Linked DNA regions of Homo sapiens: region 1 is linked to region 2. The links are chromatin loops, found by intact Hi-C in ENCODE. Cell type or tissue: OCI-LY7. All regions are shown on one strand. Region 1 has its middle 530 kb from the start of ZNF385D-AS1. Region 2 has its middle 63 kb from the start of ZNF385D-AS2.

What was found. Peaks named below come from ENCODE experiments on the same cell type or tissue, not always from the same donor. Only the 100,000 strongest peaks of a DNase experiment are listed, where the experiment ranks them.
Region 1: a loop joins it to region 2, with 7 times the contacts of the local background. A loop is called at or near these places in 2 of 110 quality-filtered maps.

What each region holds. Positions count from the first base shown.
Region 1 is chr3:21,013,659-21,021,658 of GRCh38, forward strand. No RefSeq gene overlaps it. Among named protein-coding and RNA genes, the nearest start is that of ZNF385D-AS1, 530 kb to the right of the region's middle. RefSeq lists an enhancer at 3,445-4,644. In OCI-LY7, CTCF peaks have their summits at 3,636, 3,836 and 4,851; no DNase peak of the experiment used is centred here.
Region 2 is chr3:21,890,282-21,898,281 of GRCh38, forward strand. It overlaps a transcript of ZNF385D not described here. Among named protein-coding and RNA genes, the nearest start is that of ZNF385D-AS2, 63 kb to the right of the region's middle. In OCI-LY7, CTCF peaks have their summits at 4,390 (motif pointing left) and 4,595; no DNase peak of the experiment used is centred here.

The DNA of each region.
Region 1 (8,000 bases), 880 kb before region 2:
CCTTTATTTGATTCTCAGGTTGGTTACTGTTGGTTTATAGCAGAGCTACTGATTTGTAATTTTGTATCCTGACACTTTGCTGAATTCATTTACCAGTTCTGAGAGCTTTTTGCATGAGTCATTAGGGTTTTCTAGGTATATGATCATATTATTAGCAAACAGCAACAAACTAGTTTGACTTCCTCTTTACTGATTTGAATGTCCTTTAATTATTTCTCTTATCTGATTGCTGTGGCTAGGACTTTTAGTACTATGTTGAATAGAAGTGGAGAAAGTGGGCATCCTTGTCTTTTTCCAGTTCTCAGGGTGATTGCTTTCATCTTTTCCCTGTTCAGTATAATGTTGGCTGTGGGTTTGTTGTAAATGGCTTTTATTACCTTAAAATATGTCCTTTCTATGCCAATTTTGCTGAGGTTTTTACTCATAAAGGGATGCTGGATTTTGTCAAATGCTTTTTTTGCATCTATTGAGATGATTGTGATTTTTGTTTTTAATTCTGTTTATGTGGTGTATCACATTTATTGATTTACATATGTTAAACTATCCCTGCATTCCTGGTATGAAACCCACTTGATCATTGTCAATTATCTTTTTGATATGCTGTTGGATTCAGTTAGCAAGTATTTTGGTGATGATTTTTGCATCTATGTTCATCAGCTATATTGATTTGTAGTTTTCTTTTCTTTTTTTTGTTTTTGTTATGTCCTTCCCTGGTTTTGGTATTAGGGTGATACTGGCTTCTTGGAATGATTTAGGGAGGATTCCCTCTTTCTCTATATTTTGGGGTACTGTCAATAAGATTGGTACCAATTCTTCTTTGAATGTCTGATAGAATTAAATTGTCAATCCATTTGATCCTGGACTTGTTTTTGTTGGCAATTATTTTTATTACCATTTCAATCTCACTGCCTGTTACTGGTCTGTTCACAGATTCTATATCTTCCTGGTTTAATCTAGGATGATTGTATATTTCCAGGAATTTATCTATCTCCTCTAGGTTTTCTAGTTTATGTGCATAAAGGTGTTCATAGTAGCCTTGAATGATCTTTTGTATTTCTGTGGTATTATTATCAGTAATAATATCTCCTGTTTCATTTCTAATTGAGTTTATTTGGATCTTCTCTCTTCTTGGTTAACCTCACTAATGGTCTATCAATTTTATTTATCTTCTCAAAGAACCAGCTTTTTGTTTCACTTATCATGTGTATTGTTTCTTTTGTTTGTTTTAATTTCATTTAGTTCTGCTTTGATCTTTGTTATTTCTTTTCTTCTGTTGGGTTTGGATTTGAATTGTTCTTGTTTCTCCTCTTCAGTGAGGTGTGACATTAGATTGCCTACTTGTGTTCTTTCAGACTTTTTGATGTAGGCATTTAGTATTATGAACTTTCCTCTTGGCACCACTTTTGCTGGATCCCAGAGGTTTTGACAGGTGGTGTCTCTATTAGCATTCCGTTCAAATTATTTTTTAATTTTCATCTTGATTTCATTGTTGACTCAACAATTGTTCAGGAGCAGGTTATTTAATTTCCACATATTTGCATGGTTTTGAGGGTTCCTTTTGGAATTGATTTCCAATTTTATTTTACTGTGGTCTGAGAGAGTACTTGCTGTAAATTCTAATTTCTTAAATTTGTTGACACTTGTTTTGTGGACTGTCATAGGATCTATCTTGGCGAATGCTACATGTGCTGATGAATAGAATGTATATTCTGCAGTTGTTGGGTAGAATGTTCTGTAAATATCTGTTAAGTCCATTTGTTCTGGGGTATAGTTAAAGTCTATTGTTTCTTTGTTGGCTTTCTGTCTTGATGACCTGTCTAGTGCTGTTAGTGGAGAATTGAAGTCCGCCACTATTATTGTGTTGTGGTCTACCTAATTTCTTAGATCTAGTAGTAACTGCTTTATAAATTGGGGATTTCCAGTGTTAGGTGCATATATATTTAGGATTGTGACATTTTCCTGTTGGACTAGTCATTTAATCATTATATAGAGTTCATCTTTGTCTTTTTTAACTGCTGTTGCTTTAAAGTTTATTTTCTATGATATATGAATAGCTACTCCTTCTCACTTTTAATCTCCATTTACATGGAATATTTTTTTCCACCCCTTTACCTAAAGTTTATACGAATCCTTATGTGTTAGGTGAGTCTCCTGAAGACAGCAGAAACTTGGTTGATGAATTCTTATCCATTCTGCCATTCTGTACCTTTTAAGTGTGGGTCATTTAGGCCATTTACATTCAATGTTAGTATTGCTATGTGAGGTACTATTCTATTCATCCTGCTATTTGTTGCCTGAATACCTTTTTTATTATTGTGTTATTGTTATATAGGTCCTTGAAACTTATGTTTTAAGGAGATTCTATTTTGGTGTATTTTGAAGATTTGTTTCAAGATTCAGAGCTCCTTTTAGCAGTTCTTGTAGTGTTGGCTTGGTAGTGTTGAATTCTCTCAGTGTTTGTCTGAAAAAGACTTTATCTTTTCTTCATTTATGAAGCTCAGTTTTGCTGAATACAAAATTATTGGCTGATAATTGTTTTGCTTAAGGAGGCTAAAAATAAGACCTCAATTTTTTCTAGCTTGCAGGGTTTCTGCTAAGAAATCTGCTGATAATCTAATAGGCTTTCCTTTTTAGGTTATGTGGTGTTTTTGCCTCACAGCTCTTAAGATTCTTTCCTTTGTCTTGACTTTAGATAAACTGATGGCTATGTGTCTAGACAATGACTTTTTTGCAATAAATTTCCCAAGTGTTCTTTGAGCTTCCTGTTTTTAGATGTCTAGATCTTTAGCAAGACAAGAGAATCTTTCCTTGTTTATTCCCTCAAATGTGCTTTCCAAACTTTAGATTTCTCTTCTTGCTGGAAAACACCAATTATTCTTAGGTTTGGATGTTAAACATAGTCCCAAACTTCTTGAAGGCTTTGTTCATTAAAAATTTATTTTCTTTGCTTTTGAGGGATTGGGTTAATTTGCAAGCTGTGTCTTCAAGCTCTAAGTTTCTTTCTTCTGCTTCTTTGATTCTATTGCTGATACTTTCCAGTACATTTTCATTTCTCTAAGTGTGTCTTTTATTTCCACAAGTTGTGATTGCTTTTTTATTTATGCTATTTCACTGAAGAATTTTCCTTTCATATCCTGTATCATATTTTTGATTTCTTCGAGTTGGACTTCACCGTTCTTTTGTACCTCCATGATTAGCTTAATAATCGACCTTCTGAATTTTTTTTTGACAATTCAGAGATTTCGCCTTGGTTTGGATCCACTGCTGGTGAGCTGCTATGATCTTTTGGGGTGTTAAATAACCTTGTTTTATCATATTGCCAGAATTGTTTTTCTGGTTCCTTCTCATTTGAGTAGACTATGTTAGAGGGAAGATCTAGGATTTAAGGGCTGCTGTTCAGATTCTTTTGTCCCACACAGTGCTCCTTTGATGTGGTGTTCTCCCCCTTCCCCTAGGAATGGGGCTTCTTGAGAGCCCAACCGTAGTGATTGCTTTTGCTCTTCTGGATCTAGCCACTTGGTGGAGCTACTGAGCTCTGGGCTGGTACTGGAGAGTGTCTGCAAAGAGTCCTGTGATGTGATCCATCGTCAGGTCTTTCAGCCATGGATACCAGCACCTGCTCCCGTGGAGGTAGCAAGGGAGTGAAGTGGACTGTGTGAAGGTCCCTGGCTGTGTTTTTGTTTACTGTGCTGGTTTTGTGTTGGTTGGTCTCCAGCCAGGAGGTGGCGCTTTCCAGAGCACATCAGCTGTGGTCCTATACAGAGAATGCAGACTTGCCCTAGGAATACCTGGTTAAGTATTCAGGTTTCTCAAGTGGTGGGAAGGGCCCCATAGGGCTACCAAGAGATTATGACCTTTTCTTCAGCTACCAGGGTGAGTATAGAAAGACTACCAGGTGGGGGCAGGAATAGGCATGTCTGAGCTCAGCCTCTCCTTGGGTGGGGCTTGCTGCGGCTGCTGTGGGGGATGGGGGTGCGATTCCCAGTCCAGTGAAATCATATTCCCTGGAAGATACAGCTGCCTCTGCTGAGTCATACAGGTTACTAGGTAAGTGAGAGACGAGACGCTGGCAGTCATAGGCTTCACCCCACTCCCACATAGCCCGCAGTCCTAAAGATCTGTCTCACTTCCAACTGTACCCGCCCAGTAGTACCAAGTCTATTTCCTAGCAGCTAGTGACCAGGGCTGAGAACTTGCCCCAGAACGTGACCCTTTTCATTGAGAAAGCAAGCCGACTCACGGTTTTTTCAGTGTCTCATGGAGCCTGCAGCGGTGATCCAGTTCCTTGAAAGGGTCTGCGTATTTTCTTGCCTTTCCTGGTATGTTCCTGTGGTAGTTCTTGGAGCAAAAGTTCATGATGTGAGTCTCCACATGCTGCTCTGTCCGTGTGAGCAGGAGCTGCAAGCTAGTCCTGACTCCTATCTGCTCTCTTCCTCTCACTTCTCAAGTACTGTCTTGAACCTCTCATTGCATATCAGGGTGGAAAGCGTATTACTTCTTTCGCTTCTATGTCAATAAACTGTAATGATATCATATCCCCTATCCTTCTTCTCATGTTAAGATGGTGAAATCAGAATCCATGGAAGCATTTCCTCTAGAACTACCTGGCATTGATTTTATTTTAGTTGTCCTTTCTAAGTACTCAGCAGATGTACAAAGTGAAGCAAGCAATAATTCTCTGGACAAGAAAACTGCTGAAGTTCAGCCACATGTCCTTTCTATACCCACTGGTATAACACAGATCCAGTCTTACAGATATGCCGACCTGCTGCTGCTTGAAACAGTTATTTTCTGAGGACTGAGGAGTCTGGGGTTCAATCTCTGTATTTTTATTACTCTTAAGTTCCTGTGGGGGCGTGTTTGTTCCACTTGGTTTTTGAAATTGTAGACTGCTGTGATTTAAGGCAGGGTAAGTTCAGAGTTGTCTTTTAGGAATAAATTATGATTTTGTTGAAGGCTTGCCTTTTCCCTGCACATTTTGTTGGATATACAATAAAACATAAAATAGGACCTTTTCAAAACACAGTAGGGGAAAAAATGACACAGTTGTGCTCTGTCCTCTGAACTTTGGAATCTAAGCAATTGTGGAGGTTAGTTGGCTATTTCTTGGTAAAGCATAGGAATGAAACTTTACGCTTTGTTAGAAGAATGAATGGAAGGACAAAGCTGAAACTGTAGGACGGAAGGACTTAGTTGACCACAGCTGCTTCTAATTCTGTCTCTTCAATGCCTGCCTTCCAGTGGACCACAGGTCCCCCTCTGAACTGATAATGTCTTCACCCTGCATGTTCTTTGGGCTCACTAAAACACGTTGGGTAGAATGGGGACAAACCCATCTTATGTTCACTCAAAATAAACTTGTAGTTTTATAAAGGAATGTTTTAAGAAAAAGAAAATAGAGAAACTAAAGGAAGACAAAATGAAAGAAAACCTAGAAAATAGAGAAACTAAAAGAAAACAAAATGAAAGAAAACCTAGAAAACAGAGAAACTAAAAGAAGACAAAATGAAAGAAAACCTATCCCTTTTCTAAAAGAATAAAGAAAAAATAAACACATGGAGAAAATGGAGGCCGTAGAAATAGATTCATTATTCTCACCAAAGATCAACTTTGTGGCTGTGCCATAGCAGGAACAAACAATTAGTTTCTTCTCTTACTTGAAATTTCTGCATTTACCTCAAACCTCTGTTTATTATGGGCTTTAATCAAGGCTCACTTTAGTTAGTTCAGTTCCTTCTGAAGTTATGTGACCTGAAAGGTAGGTGGTATCCTTGGAGCCTCTATGGTATAAGGAACCTCTCTAACTTGGCTTTGATTAAATCCTGGATTCACTACACTCTATGTGAGTTTTCTAGGTCCCAATTCCATTAACTGTGATAGACTAAAATTCTAAAACCTATCTTGGAAATTATTGTAAGTTATTAATGTCATCTTTATAGTTCTTAGTAGAAGGCCTAGCACAATGTAGAAACTCAAGAAAATGATAGATAATTTGATTCCTATGGTTAATTAGAAGCATCTATATCATCTTACGACTAATGTTTTCCAAGTATCAGTACTTCCTTTTGTTTGAGGTACTCCATGAAAAAAGTCTATAAAGTTCTTCCACAGAGTGAGGTGCACAGTGAGCACTTAGTTCTTTCATTTTCAAGCAGCAGTACCCACTGTTTCCCACCTCAGAGATGCTGAAACCACTACAAACAGTAAAATAATGGCCTTTTACATTGATGAGAACTTATCATAATTTGAAAGAAAAACAAACATATAAAGAGTCATATTGTACATAAATTCTGCTCCCCTCTTCTGGGTTTGTCTACCAGTGTGTTATCTAAACCGCATTTAAATCTCACTTTTCTGTATTCAATTAGCATTGACTATTAAATACTAAGTTATGTAATAAACTATGTGTTACACAATGTTATTTTTAGCTGAATATCAGCTGGGCTGGTCTTGAACCGTAGAGAACAGGGCTAGAAGTAAAAACCCAGGAGATTTGAGATTTTAGAAACAAAGCATAAGTTGAAGCCAAACACGAAGTCTAGAACCAGGCAACAGATAGAAGCCACTAACTTTAGCTGAGCAGATGTCACAGATGTGCAGTGGTCAGGAGAGCAGAAACAGTCACCAGGGAACAGATGACATTAGAAGACAAACAAGTTGTATTAACATAGAAGGAAGTTTATGAGAACTTTAGGGTTGCTGAAATGACCATAAGTCCTAGGGCTTAGATCAGCATTTAGTCTTTTCTACTCCCTAGGTATACAATTATAAACAGATCACTTCACCTCTGTAAATTAAATTTTGCTTACCTATAGAAAGGGAATGGTGTTTATCTTACCCACATTCCAAGTTGCAGGTGATATAATCAATAGTGAAGCACTTGATAAACAATTGAGTACTATGTACATTGTAAGGTAAAGTAGCCTATGGGTTGGATGCCACATGCAGATGTATTTTCTTTGGTCCACATATGGCATCCAACCCATGAGCTATAGAAAATATGGATTTCTGGATTTCTTTGAAACACTGAAAGATCTGGAGCCTCTGGGCCACTGTTACTGGATAATAGCAACAGCCTGAGTGTTTGCATTTATAACCTGTAATAAGAGACGCATGTCTCCTTGCTGCTCAAGTTATAGATCTGACAGCCCAGGATATGATTAATCAGAGCTCAGGGCTCAGGAAGCCATTCTCCACATCTGGCAGAGCCCGACAAAATCTTTGCAATCAGATTAACGAAGCAGTGACATGATGTTCTATTAGTGGGGGCATGGACATGCAAAATCATTATGCAGAACAATTCATTATCATAGCTGACCATGTACAGGGTTTTAGCTGCATGTCGATGTGGCACAGCTCACTGAAGATGCATGGATAAACGCTGTGGCTAAGGCATTGTGAGAGCAATTGGTAGGAGCTAGAAAGCTAGCTCTGAAGCCAAGCTAGAAGAGAAACACAGTTCTGGGATCACCATTCATTTTGCTCTTTCTGGGTCCTTTTATATCTGCTTTAGCAAGGTACCTGCTTTAACAATGTACATTCTTGCATGAATGTTTTCTTTTCTCTTTCAATTCTTCTTCCATCCTGGTGTTTAGGATATCACTGGGGTGGGATAGTGGGAGAGGTGGCAGTTTTATTTTGTTTTTAAGTATATCAGTTCTCCTTTTTGATATCAGCTTTTCTTTTTGAATAGTCCAGGATATACTTGCCTCTCAAGCAGCTTTTTTTTTTCTCAAAGCCAGTTCTTCTTATGCAACAGACTTACTATATCATTCACAGATTGTACCATGAGGGTTCACTTTCTTGCACCTATATTAGGCCACAACCTCTAAGCACAAAGGTCTTTTCATGACTGTTTATTGAAATACCCAGCAAGAATTTTCATCAGACAGAGTTTTAGTCATGCTTTAACTCTGCAACTTATTAAAATGGGAGCACTTTATATAATTTGCTTAACTCTTCTAAGCTTTAGTTCCTTCTTCCTAAAAATAGGAGTTGTA
Region 2 (8,000 bases):
AGAAGTGGGAAAGAAAGAATGATGGTAGACTCAGGCAGTATAATAAAAGTTATGGGGCCAGGAGCGGTGGCTCATGCCTGTAATCCCAGCACTTTGGGAGGCCGAGGCGGGCAGATCACCTGAGGTCAGGAGTTTGAGACCAGCCTGGCCAACATGGTGAAACCCCATCTCTACTAAAAATACAAAAATTAGCTGTGCATGGTGGCAGGCCCCTGTAATCCCAGCTACTCAGGAGGCTGAGGCAGGAGAATTGCTGGAACCTGGGAGGCGGAGGTTGCAGTGAGCCAAGATCGCGCCACTGCACTCCAGCCTGGGTGACAGAGTGAGACTCCGTCTCAGAAAAGAAAATAAAAGAGAAGAGAAGAGAAGAGAAAAAAGGTAAGTTACGGTGACACAGACAGGTATGAGAAAAGATGCTATTTTCTTAAGGAAGTAGAGAAATGGCAAAATGGGCAGCTCAAGTATTCAAGAGAAGCAGCAGAAGAATTGCTGATGGGAAGGGGTAATAAAGAGTCAAAAAGATAAATAAGGATTGACTTGCATTATGGAGAAGCCAAAGGAAAACAGACACCATGAACTTTCAGTGGTTTCAAACCACATTGGTTGTACGATTTTTGTTTTTATAATTTTGTTTTTGGTCTCCAACAGTATTTAAGAATTTCAAGGTGGGAGAAGAGAAAGTGAATTTTTAAAGCAGCATGGCAGAAAAGCAAACCCACTTGGAACTGGACTAATACAGGTTTGGATTTTACCTTTGACAATAGTTGTACAGCAAATTTATAGGTTTTCTAGGAAGTTATAATTTCATCATTTGCAAAATGGTTAAAGTAATACTCTATAAGATTTTTATGAAAATAAAAGGATAGAGGGAAAGTGTTTATCTAATTATTGCTTGACACGCAGAAGGTAATCAATAAACAGATATTTCGTTATTGTTATTATTGTTCTGTTTTCATTGTTAAGACTCTCATCGTCAGTATTATCTATCTAATGGATAGAATGAACAAGGAGCTATCCAGGAAGTACACTGAGATCACAGGTAAAAAAAATATAAAAAAATACATTTTGATACCTTAAAGCACAGCTTTCAAGTAATGCGTGACTAGTTCAAATGTCTGCCCAGCCATCCTGACCACACCATTCATTTTTCAACCCCTTATCCTGTTGGTTTTCTGAATGGCCTTATCATTGTCACACACCTCATTATATGGTTATTTGTTTACTATCTTTTTTCCTCAGAGGTAAATGATATAAGACATGGGTTTATTTCTGTTTTACTTGTGTGTATCTGGCAATTAAACTAGAATCCAGCACACAGGAAATAATAAATATTCATTGATGGAATGAATGCTTTGATGTCACAGCAGTGGAAAATGTCCAGTTAATATTCTAACACAAGTGGTTACATTAGTTTGAAATTAGGCTGAGAGGCCTTGACGTTTTCTAACAATCTGAGATACTAATTAATGAGGTGGTAGTCTATTGTCATTATCCCTAAATGGTATATTTTTAAAGTTCTGAAGACACAGTAAGTTTCACTTACTTTTAAATTTATACTAATTCCCCCAATTCAATAATCCATAGGATTTTCTGTCATTGATGTGATTTAGAAAAGTTTCACTCTGTCTGCTTAATAGCTTTTTCAAAGTGAGAACCAAGCTGATCACAAATACTAAATCAAGGAAATATTATCAACAGCAGCAAAGATACTGGTCTCCATGTGTTCATGCAAAATATCCATTTTAATTTAACTGTAGTTTATATGATATTGGTTTGTTTCGAGGGCAACTGAAACTTTTCTTCAAAAATTAACTCCCAATACTTGCTTCGTGGGATAGGAAGCATTCTGAATGAAAATATCACTACAAGCAATGGAAATTAAAACACCTCAAATGAAATCTTATTTTTATAATTGAGATGGAAAAATTTGAATATATAGAATTTAGGTGAAAGGGATGTTTGCCTGAATTTCTCAGCCTCTATAGTGCACAGCTTTGAAAGCGCTACAGTGCCAGGAATATGCTGGCTCAGCACAGAAACCTAGAAGGAGAAATAATAGCAAATGACTGCCTCAGGTTTGCCCAAATAAATTCCTCCAGATATCTCTAAGAATACAACAATCCAGAGAAATCATTTTCAAAGTGTGCTCTTACCCTTAACTCAATTTTGCTCCTCCAAATAGACTTGTTTGTGCTTTGCTCTGATTAGATTTAAAACTATTATTATCATTACTGATTTGGTAAAACTCATTAATGTAAGCATGACTTTTCTCAAAATACACTTGAAGAAATATCAGGATTAAGACTTACTGGTTTCCTACCAAAACAAGTCCTATTTATTTGCAAAGGAGCTAAACATAGGTCTTTAACAGACTTTAAATTTAAATTAAATTTAATTACATTTAAGAGACATTCACTCTCTCCACCAGTTTTTCTACTTCTTTTACCTCAATTGGTCTATAGCCCTCTGAAGTTAATTTCCAAAAACTATTTACTCACGTGCAAGATAACGCCAAGAAATAAGATGCAGATTAGTGATTTTTTAAACCATGCATTGTGGATTGTAAAGTCCACTTGTTTTATATTTTACAAAATGAAATAGAATAGAATAGAATGCAGAATGTCAGAGTAAGTGACATATTGTAAAAATAAGCATTTTTTGGACAATTTCTATTGCGTGTATGTATTTGGTCCTATGTAAAGTGTGATTTTTACAATAAACTCCAATCAGAAAAGCTTGAAAAACATAGGAGAAGAGAAGAAAATAGAATTTAGAGGTAAATAGGACTAGCCTGAATGGTGGCTGTAACACTCCCTGCATGATATCAAGTAAGTCACGTAACCTCTCAGAGCTTTAAGTTTCTCATCTAAAATGGTGAGAATTCCAGGTATTGTTGATGTGGAAGAGTATTGGTAGATTAGAAGCATTGTAGACATAAGGCAGAACAAACTGGATTGTCATCGTACCTCATCCACATCTGCTTTTAGCACAGATACACATCATTCCAAATATGAATTGCACATTTATGGAAGGGAAGGAGGTATGACACAAAATGTAAAACATGGTAAAAAATAATAACAAACAAAAAAGTGCCTTGCACAGACAGCTTATTCTTAAATGGCACTCATGTCATCGAGCTGTTTTACTGCACTGGTCTGTGGTCTGGGAATTAGCACATGAGATATGCAAAGATGAGTCATGATCTCCATAAATAATATTTTAAAAGGCTACTTAACTAGCCTTTATGTGAAATATAAACCTCTAAGCACTTTATTGTGTCCTTAAATAATTTAGCTCATTGAATGTTTTCCCCCTGAACTCATTCAAATCAGTTATCGTTAGAAGTTCATTTGAAATTCTAGCCATGCCAAGACAGAGTACCAACAGTATTCTGAAGGTTGAAAGTTGCATGGAAATTGAGAATTGGCAACAAGGAGAATTTCCCTCTCGTCAAGTCTAGCTATTTTAGAACTCAGAGAATTAAAAAAGAGATATTCCACATTTTATCAAAGCCATGGTTGTAAATTCTAGTTCCCTAATAAGGCAACCATCTCTGCAGACTTTTAATAATATCACTTGAAATTGTATTTAGTTTTTAAATTTTATCTTGCAAACGGAAAATTATTTTCATTGTACAGGTTGTATAGCTCAATTTAAACATAATCATTGCCTTAGATAACTTACAAAAACAACTTTTAACATGTTCAAAACTTTCACCTGGACTTAGGAAGTTCAAAAATATCCAATGATAGAATACTTGTTTCTGTGTCTCGAGGCAGTTAGATACATGTTTTCCATTCCTTAAAACCTCTTAAATTTTTAAACTTGCATAGTCATATATATCAAAACGTATTTTTAAATTGCACTAAGCTAGATAATTTCTGATTTATTTTCCTTTGAACAACATAACAAGAAAAACAACAGTATTACCTCTATAATAATTAAAGTTAAACAAATTGAGACCATTAGGTTAATAATCCACTGTCACAAATACTATCTTAAGAACTAGTATGTTATACTTAGTCAATTCATGTAATATTACCTCTTGGAGAGCACGATTTGTTAAAAAATTAAGATTAAAATATTATATTGGCATAAATGCAAAGAAAAATTTTTGAGCAAATGTTTGAAGCCAAAAACATCCCTGAGTTTTAAACTTTCTAATTCTTTCTGATTTGCTCTTTCCTTTCTTTTGCAATATGATTTATCTTTGTGATGAAAACACACTTTTATTTATTTTCAGCTGAAAGACTAGTTATAGCTATGACTTTACAACAGCAAAGCTCACCTTATTTTGTTTAAAGACCTTCTTTGTAATTATTTATACTTAATATAGTTTGTGAGTTGTAATTATCCTCTAAATTCATGGTATATGGGCTCCCTCCAGTGGCTAAGTTAGCAACCACAGATCTGAAATGTCTATTTTAAATGACTGATATATTTAAGTAATGATCAGCAATGGTTTCAATATTGCTGAGTTTAAATCTTACAAGCAGCAATAAGTTTTAGGTGAGCATATAACTGCAGTGTTACAACCCTTTCAGAAGAAACGTAGAGCTTGACACAATGCCAGACACCATGCCAACCTCTGAAGAGTCAAGATATAAAGTGACCTCTACCAGGAGCTCATGGCAAAGAGAGGACACAGATGTTTATAAACAGCAAAAATCACCACCCAGCAAAACACAGAGAGGTGAGCACAATAATGATGGCATGCATAAAGTGAAGTAGGAATACCACAGAGTAAATAGCAGATAGGCCAGGGAGAGCTACGCAACAGATGGTAAAATAAGAATCTGTGGTGTGGAAAAGAAGACATTCCAAGCAAAGACATGCATGTTCCAAAACCCAGATTAAAAATAGGTTGGTATATATGGAAAATGAGGTATTTCTATTTGACTGATTAGAGTTCACCAGGGTAACTGGTAAGAGCTAAGTATATTCAAAAAGATAGGAGTCAGAACATGGCGGACATGAGATTCCTACAAGTAGCTGGAAGATGCCTTTTTGCTATGGTTGAATCACTGAAATGTGTGGCTTTTTTTTTTTTTTTTTTTTTTTTTTAAGACAGAGTCTCACTCTGTCACCCTGACTGCAGTGTAATGGCGCAGTCTTGGCTCACTGCAACGTCTGCCTCTGGGTTCAAGTGATTCTCCTGCCTCAGCCTCCTGAGAAGCTGGGGACTACAGGCTCATAGCACCATGCCTGGCTAATTTTTTTTTTTTTTTTTTGTATTTTAAGTTGAGATGGGGTTTCACCATGTTGGCCAGGCTGGTCTCAAACCCCTGACCTCAAGTGATCTGCCCACCTCGGCCTCCCAAAGTGCTGGGATTACAGGTATGAGCCACCATGCCTGGCCCACTGAAGTGTTTTTAAACATGAAAGATTTCCCTTTGGGGAAAATAAAGTATAGTGGCAGTATGCAGGACCGGTTGGAGTGGGAAGTGAAACCAAGTTTAGGGGATTCAACTAGGTAATATTTAGGAAAGAGCTAAATGATAAAAGAAAGTGAATAGTAGTTTGCAAGATGGAAATATGCAGGCAGTCAAGGGATGTTAAGATCTTGGACGTATGGCAGGGAAAGGAAAAAGAGTCTATGAAGTCTCCTAGAAGTTTGATTTACATTAAAATCAAAAATTTTGTGTCTAATTTGTAGAACTTTTTAAAATGTCAAATGATGTCACCAAAATTTTTGCGGTTTCGACAATGACAATTATTTTAATTAGAGAAATAGTTACTTGGGCCACATTAAAGTAAAATTTTTGACTTGTGTAAGGAATTCCTCTCTTCGACATTTGGAATTAATGAGGCTCCTGATATATCCCTGCTCCCATGACAATATGACAGTAAGAGAGATGTTGTGACTCTATGTTTCCACTGGCAAGAATGTTAATGGAAACCAGAAAAAAAGAAGCTTGGGATGCCTGTAATTACATCACCTGAACAGTTTACATGATAAACATGTTAAGTTTGAGTAGGAAAGAGCTGACCTTTGGGATCTTTGATGCTTTGGATATATGTCACTCGTGGCTGCCTCAAGTATCTATATTTTAATAGATACTTACCCATGGTGTAGATACCAACTTCCTAAAGGTAAATGAAAAAAACAAAATAAAACAAAAAATTTCTCTGCCTCCCTTAACACTAAGGCACATATATGTGATTTGGGTTCTACAATCAGATATACCTATGGGGTACTTTAATTTTGAACTGAATTATATGGGGGCAAAGAGGTGGGGCCTGGGCCTTTTTTTCCCCCTGGTATATTTTTATGAACAGGGCAGCACGTCCCTCGAACCAACAGCTATAAAAGAGCTTCCTATTTAGGAGGTACTTGATTGTGGTACAAATTGTGTGATTTTAGAGCCAGAAATTACAGTATTATTTTTCTGATGCAATGATGCATGGATATGAGAGACGCAGTAGTTCCTTTTTGGGAGTGTCAGGGGGTGGGAAGGGCTCATGATATGATATCAGAAAATGTTCTTGACATTCGCACTAGGTTCTGTGTTTGTATTTCTCCAATGTGTTCTTAATACTTTTTTTTTTTTTTAAATGCTTAAACTAGACAGAGGTGAGTTTGTTGTCTGCAATGGAGAATTCTGGCCAAGACACAGACTTCTAGAAGTCATTGTAGGCAGCAAAACTTTAAGAAAAAAACTGGGATCATTTTTCTGATGGCTGTGTTTGTAGGCAGTGAGGAATGAGTTACAATTAGAGTATGGAATATTGGTAGTCCTTGAAAGGCAGTCATGAAATAGCTACTGCTGACGTTATCACCCAAGTACACATGAATACAGACCTATTAAAGGCAAGACTTTGGCTGATCAGGTGGAGGCTGCAATAGTCTTGCCCCTTTCGACTCTGCTAGTTTGGAGGGGTTTTTTACTACCTGAGATAAGAATGCTTAGACCAGAGAATACAATAATGGTTCTCTTGAGCCTGCCACATGGCTATTTCAGAATTCTCACATTATTGATAAACAGGCAAGAGGGGGATTAATACATTGCCTGGGTGACTGATATTGATTACTAAGAACTATATAGTAAGAACAATATAATAAGAACATATACCTCAAACACAGGAGATCCAATGTGCTTCTTCTGAGTATCCGTAGTCTCATGACTAGCTGCAAAATCAAGACTGTGGCGGCTATCCTTATTTTATTTTATGCCCCTTACGGCATCATGTATTTATTTAGCTAACTAAATTCTCCTTTTTTCTACTTCCATTTCTCCTTACTATTTTATATAGGGTGTGCTGATTGTGGCTAACTCTCATTTATTTTCTAGGTTTCAGACGATTAAGATGAGACAGTGACTGAGCAAGAGGAGAAACAAACATCAAACAGATTTTTTTTTCCAGGTAAGCTATGAACCATCTGGTGGATTGGATGACATGTTCAGAGAAGGCATCTTGCTTCTCCTCTAGCCCACCCTAGTTGCACAGTGGGTGTATGGGTGCACAAACAGAAATTTTTGATTTAGGATTATATGCGCAGAACTTCATATAGATGCATTCATGTGATCACCATATTAATTTAACCAAGACTGAGACTGGAGTCTTATCTTAGTGTGTATCGAAAAGAAGACAGCTAAAGCCTAATCAATACCCAGCATGGATTTATTATTTTTGTTGTTATTTGTTAGTTTTTAAAAAACTGAACCATCTAGCTTCCACCTTTATATCAACCAAAACTTATTGTTCCTCTTTATCCACCTAGAGGTTTATTTTATAAACATAGAAAGATGACTAAATCATGTGCACTGGGATTGTATTTTTGTATCGTCAAATGTTAGACTAGGAAGTATGTGAATGAAAATGTACAACTTTCCATCCCTCTAGCATTTAAGTATTACTTTTGAGGCCAATTTATTTTAAAACAAAAAAGAAACAATGCACAATAAGGAGATAAAATTACATTTCAGTGATGTTCGATATCACAAAACATTTTATTATCACCGAACAATGAAGACACCTGGGCACATATTCGCTAATAA